Linked DNA regions of Mus musculus: region 2 is linked to region 1. Evidence: chromatin loops called from intact Hi-C (ENCODE). Cell type or tissue: heart. All regions are shown on one strand. Links, peaks and the distances in the headings refer to the core of each region. The heading gives the core; the rest is flanking DNA. Region 1 overlaps M1ap (meiosis 1 associated protein). Region 2 holds the start of Gm32534 (a long non-coding RNA gene).

Evidence for each region. Peaks named below come from ENCODE experiments on the same cell type or tissue, not always from the same donor. Only the 100,000 strongest peaks of a DNase experiment are listed, where the experiment ranks them.
Region 2: a loop joins it to region 1, with 13 times the contacts of the local background. A loop is called at or near these places in 10 of 42 quality-filtered maps.

The regions. Positions count from the first base shown.
Region 1 is chr6:82,969,472-82,972,289 of GRCm38, reverse strand. The region is part of intron 3 of M1ap (meiosis 1 associated protein); the gene reads right to left. Among named protein-coding and RNA genes, the nearest start is that of M1ap, 24 kb to the right of the region's middle. In heart, for the core only: a CTCF peak has its summit at 1,092 (motif pointing right); no DNase peak of the experiment used is centred there; H3K27me3 peaks cover 492 bases.
Region 2 is chr6:82,712,874-82,715,691 of GRCm38, reverse strand. Gm32534 (a long non-coding RNA gene) reads left to right here and starts at 762. Exons shown (of 3, transcript XR_377781.3): 1 at 762-967; 2 at 2,801-2,818. Gm32480 (a long non-coding RNA gene) reads right to left here and starts at 486. Exons shown (of 2, transcript XR_003956455.1): 1 at 171-486; 2 at 1-83. In heart, for the core only: a CTCF peak has its summit at 1,284 (motif pointing left); a DNase peak (open chromatin) is centred at 1,151; H3K27ac peaks cover 228 bases.

The DNA of each region.
Region 1 (2,818 bases), core at 78-2,577:
GGATGCTCCTTGACTTCACTTAGAAGTATATTAGGAGCTTCTTCCATTTATTACACATTCCTCTGATTATTCTTTTAACTTTTTTTTGTGTGTGCGATTTCCTCTAATTCTCTTTCACTGAATCCCTCACTGGAGAACTGGCATTTTCCAGAGGAGTCCCATTGCCTTGATTTCTTCATGTCTCTTGTATTTCTTCATTGTTACTTGTGCATTTAGGGTTAACCCATTGGTTGGATTTAAAAGGTCAGCTGCATTTTTCCAGTTGAGGTGTTGAAGCTGAGTTGTCATTCCCTCCCACGGTGAGGGGTGTGGTTCAGTAGCTGAATCCCCAGTCCTTGTGCCAGGGTGTCGGGCACCATCCACTACACCACTCCAAGAGTAGACTATGAACTGTAGAAGCCACCACACTATGTAAATATCATAGTATTTAAAAACAGTCATCTAACTTTAATAACTATCAGGATACAAAGAAACAAGGACAGTGCAGTGCGCACCAAGCTACTAGTTACTAAGGCTAGGAAACAGGCCTAGGAAGGACAGGGATCAAGGTTAGAGCAACTGAGAAAACACATGGGAGGATGAAGCTGGGATATTAGAAGGATCAACAGTTTAAAGAAGCCACAGAAAATTATATCTAAGAGGTAAAGGGAGAAGGCATGGGAAAAAGAGAGGAGGGAATGAGAGAGAGTCCACAATAGGACGAGTGTGGGAACACAGAATAATCATGAAACCTAATCAGGCAATATAAAAAAAACTATTAAGAGATACTTATATAACCCAAAGATCTTTAAAAAAAAATCACATGGTGCTTGCCCAACACGTGCAAACTTCTGAGTTCAATGACCCTCCACATGAATTATGTAATATGTCCCATGTATCATATGCATTTTATATAACATTAGTCAGCATTTCTTCCTTAACAGGATACTACTGAGTTCCTCCTTTCCCTGTGATAGCTTCTGTAGCAAACTGACAGGATTTGAGGGCTAGAGGTCCAGTTCAAACCCGTAAAACCAGATTCCCGGGGTGGGCATGCCTTGTGAATAGTGGAGTACACACGTATAACCGTTTGGGTTGAGTTTTTCTTGGTGTCCAGTAGATGTCAGCACATCCTCATTTTCCAGCCCCAGCCCTCCACATGGACTAGAATTTGGGTAGTTCCCATCCATGCCTGTTTCATGTGTACTGGCTGATTAAATTTCCCAAGCTTGGTTTGTTACACATTCTTGTTACGAACAGTTGGATTTCTGATTTGTTTGTTTGTTTGTTTGTTTTGGAGATAGTCTGACAATTTAGATCTGGATGGCCTGTAACTCATTATGTAGATGAAGTTGGCCTGAACTCATGGAGATACTTTGTCCCCAGTGCTGGGAGCCTCAGCTTGGATTAAACTCTAAGGCTCTGATGTGGTTATGCCTGGGCTACTGTTTGCCATTTTAGCTCGAAATGGTTGTCCTCCCAGGCCTCAAGCTGCCTCTGCTTAGATCAGGTTGGTTTGTGGTGGCTCTGTGGATCTGCCACGACTGCCGTGAATTATAGGGATGTGTCACCGTGCCCTGTTCTCTGCTAGCTATCAATCCTTGTTCTCTAAATTCTACAGTCAAGTGCCAGGTATGTTGGTACATGATTATAATGCCAACACTTGGAAGGCAGAGGTAAGAAGATTTCCAAAAATATGAGCACAGCCTTGTCTACATTGTAGGTTCCAGGTCATCCAGGGCTACATAGTGTGACTTTGTCTCAAAAATAAATAACATACAAATACACACACACACACACACACACACACACACACAAACAAATAGATTCTACAGTCAGATAATTCTAGCATACCTGCCATGACTGGGTCTAATACCTATTCTAACTTCAAATGGTGTGTCTTGCCTTTTATTCCGCTTGTCATCTTCTGTGATAGACGGGTTCCACTGGGTCAAAGATGTTATTGTAATTGGCCTTTACAAATGTGGTATTTGTGTGAAAGGACACATTCTCTACTATTATTATTTTCTATTCAAATAATAAGAGTAATAAGTTTTTAAAATCTCGCGTAATCAAGTTTTTAAACATTTTTTAAGATTTATTTTTATGATTTTATGTGTGTGGGTGTTTCACCTGCGAGAGCATCTGGGCACCACATGTGTGACTGGTGTCTGAGAAGGTGATGAGCTTCTATATGGGTGCTGGGAATTGAACTTGGGTCCTTTGCTAGAACAGCAAGTGCTCTTACCCACTCAATCAACTCATCAGCCCCCAAAACAAGTTCGTAAAATAATATTGATATGTGATTATTTGTTCCTAGTCTTCAAGAGAAGCTGCTACTCAAATACAAACTCCACAGTGTTTCTCAGTGTGTTCTTCCCCTTGGGTTGGAGCATGGGCACTTGACTGGGCTGGAGTGGGTTAGAGCATGGGGACTCGATTGGGCTGGAGTTGATCATTCCTCTCTATGTGGAAGGCTGTAATTAGCTTGAGTTTGCTCTCTCTTGTCCTTCAGGTGAGTTAGGTCAGTTCAAACCCTAGGTTCTGTTTAACTAGTTTCTCCTGGCCACAGAACTTATGAAAAAGAACCGTTGAGTGTATTTCAGAATGCCTGTTCTCTCCTGCCCCACCCCCTTGCCATCCAGGTTTGAGTCATAAGGGAATTTCCTCTTAAGGGTCTGGTTGAACTCTTAGACTTGGAGCTCACAGAAGTGTGTGAGGCCTTAGGACGTCCCTTGGAGTTTTAAATGTTGAGACTTAGCTTTTAGCCGTTTACTAATGTTTGGGTTTTCCTACCCAAGCAGTGGTTGCCATGGAGGTTTTGCTTTAGTGTGCTGTG
Region 2 (2,818 bases), core at 143-2,642, 260 kb after region 1:
TTCTTTGGGGGGCAAGCTTCCGACACAGACCATTAACCATTTCCAAAGTGCGACATCAGCCTTTCCAAGCCTGCTACCCTGCACTGTAAGAACAAGGGGATTTGAGAGGCCTAGCTTGAACATCCACCCTTCTGCTAGTTGTAAACTCCATCTGCTGCTGGAATACTTACCTGAAAATCGGGGAATTCTGGGATGTGGGCCAGCGGTGTGCCGGCAGGCCGGGACTGCTCACAGAGCTGGCTCCAGGTGCAGTTGGTGGTGCTGTCCAAGCAGATGGGAGTGAGACTTTCTCCATTGTGTGCTCAGGAGCTGACATGCCTCTCCCTGCCTTGTGGAGCAATAGCCACAACTCTCTCTTCACACTCTGCTCTCCAGGCTGAGAACCCATTTCCAGGGAAAGCAGGCAAGAAACACACCAATCATAGTGTCGAAATAAATAGAAAATTTGAATCCCCAGTGGCTTCTGGACTTTGGGTTCTCTGAGGGACAAACATCTATTGTGTTTTATTAAATGTTTTCTGTCTTAATAAGCACTGGAAAATGCCAGAACCACCTGTACTTCCTGCTAACCCGGGGGACTTACGAAGGCAAGCACTTGGGGCCTCTGAATGGTTCAGTTTCCCCACTGCTCAGTGGTGCTTGAAATGTCTTTGGCCTGAGACTGCGGAGTTGCCCTAGGAGGCCAGCACCAGGTGTTCTACTGTGCTGAGTCCTACTTCTGGCAGGACCAGACGACTCCTTTCTTGGCAGTGGTCTACATATTTCTAAGCTCCAATGTTGTCTGTAGAGCATTTAACCAAAGGCCCTAGAAGGAAAGTATTGAGAAAGGGCGCATGCTTTATTCAGTTTGTATATATTACACATGAGGTGACTATGAAACTCCTGCATAAACAATTGGCTGCAAGGAACGTGACAATGAAGAGATCTGGTTAAATCGAGTTTTGAGGCCTTCTTCACCACGGGGAAGGTAAGTCCAACAGATTCTTCACGGTGGAGCAGGTAGCCCCCCCCCCCCACTGCCAAATGACATGGCACTTGAGGATGGAACTCTAGTCCAGAACCTATTATGGCCCCCACCACTTCCCAAGGCCAGATGTTAGAGAGCTCCCCACGCTTGCCAGCTTTTGTGCCCCATCCTCTCTGGCTCATCAGGAGTTGGTACTCACCCAATTGTTAGCCTAGAGATTTGGAGAGATGGTGCCCTGCAGGCAGCCCTCAACACTGCATAAGGCAAATAAATTCCCTTCTCGGTGCCCTTCAGTAGCTCTGACTCAGAGGCTCCCTCCAGTGGCCTCTGGTGGACACTGCAACCCATGTTGCTGAGAAAACAGAGAAGGCTGTCCTAGTCTTAGCTATTACTAGATCCTTCCTTTTTTTTTTTTTTTTTGATTCTTAAAACAAATATATTCGTTTAAAGCCATGTGTGTTTCCTAAGGTTATGTAATATTTGAAGGGAAGAGGAAGGAAAAAGAGGGAAAATGGAGAAAAGAAAAACTGAAAGTAGGAAGGCAATGGGGTGGGCGGGGAGGAGAAATATAAGTTGCTAAGATGGCTGACATCCTTCTAGAGGAGTGGTTCTCAGTCTTCCTAAAGTTGTGACCCTTTAATACAGTTCCTTGTTTTCACTGCTACTTCATAACTGCAATTTTGCTAATGTTATGTATTGTAATGTAAATATCTATGCTTTCCAATGCTTTTAGGCGACCATTGTGAAAGAGTCATTTGACCCCCAAAGGGGTTGTGATCTACAAGCTGAGAACCTAAGAACCGTTGTTCTAGAGGGAGGGGCAGGAACCAGTGCATTGGTGGGTGTGTCTAGACTACACCTGATGGCTCTTCTGTCATATTACATAATAGGACTGCCAGTGCTGTGTGCCACCTGCTCAGGTGTGGGCATTGTTCCCAGAGTTATACAAGACTCACCGAGGTAAAAACAGGCATTTAATGTGGCAGAAAGCGAAGAGCAGAAACATCCTGTTGGGGAAAGTGGGGGTCTCCAAAGCTGTCTGGTGGACTCCAGGCTGGTATGCACAGGGTCCCTGGAGTCTCTCCTCTTTTGATCCCCCTTTTCTTTCCCAAGTCCCTCCTCCCATGACTCCATCTCCTAGGATGGAGTTGTTCTTGGTTCAGGAAGATAGCTGAGCGCAGTGAGGTTTCATCCCAGCAACAGGGGCCGGCTGCTGTGAGTGAATGCCATCATTCACTTCAACCTCTTTCCTGGCTGCCCGTCCCGTTTCTCTTTGCACTTCTTTACCCTCTAAAGTCCTAATCTAGTGGCTGGGCACAGTTGGTAGAGGAGACAGGCACAAAAGCATGAGGACCCAAGTTCAAATCCCCATCACCCATTCTAAAGGCTGGATCATCCAAACCAACATCCCAGCACTGGAGATGTGGGAATAATAAAGGCCAAACAAGCTCAGCTAGTGAACTCCAGTTCAATGGACAGCCTTGTCTAAAAAACCCCAAGATGTAGATCTGTTGAGGAGGATACTTGATATCCGTCTCTGAGCCCCACGTACACCTGCATGTTCACATGTGACCACATGCGAACACACACAGAGTTCCAGTCTACCCTTAGAAGGAGCTCATAGCCTAAAGAGATGGCCAGACTTCTCCAGGTAAGTTGTCCATCTGACTGGAAAGCAAGCTGTCTGGTAGGCTCACCGGAAAGCAGTCATGTCTGTCTCTGCCTAAGCCCTGCTGTGGGAGAAGAGGTCAGGCTGGCTGGGCTAGGCATCTTAGCAGCTGCCCAGGCTTCTGAGCATTTGTTTTCTCATGTCTCTCTCTGGCTCTCGGGAAGAGCCGTTCCAGGGCATAG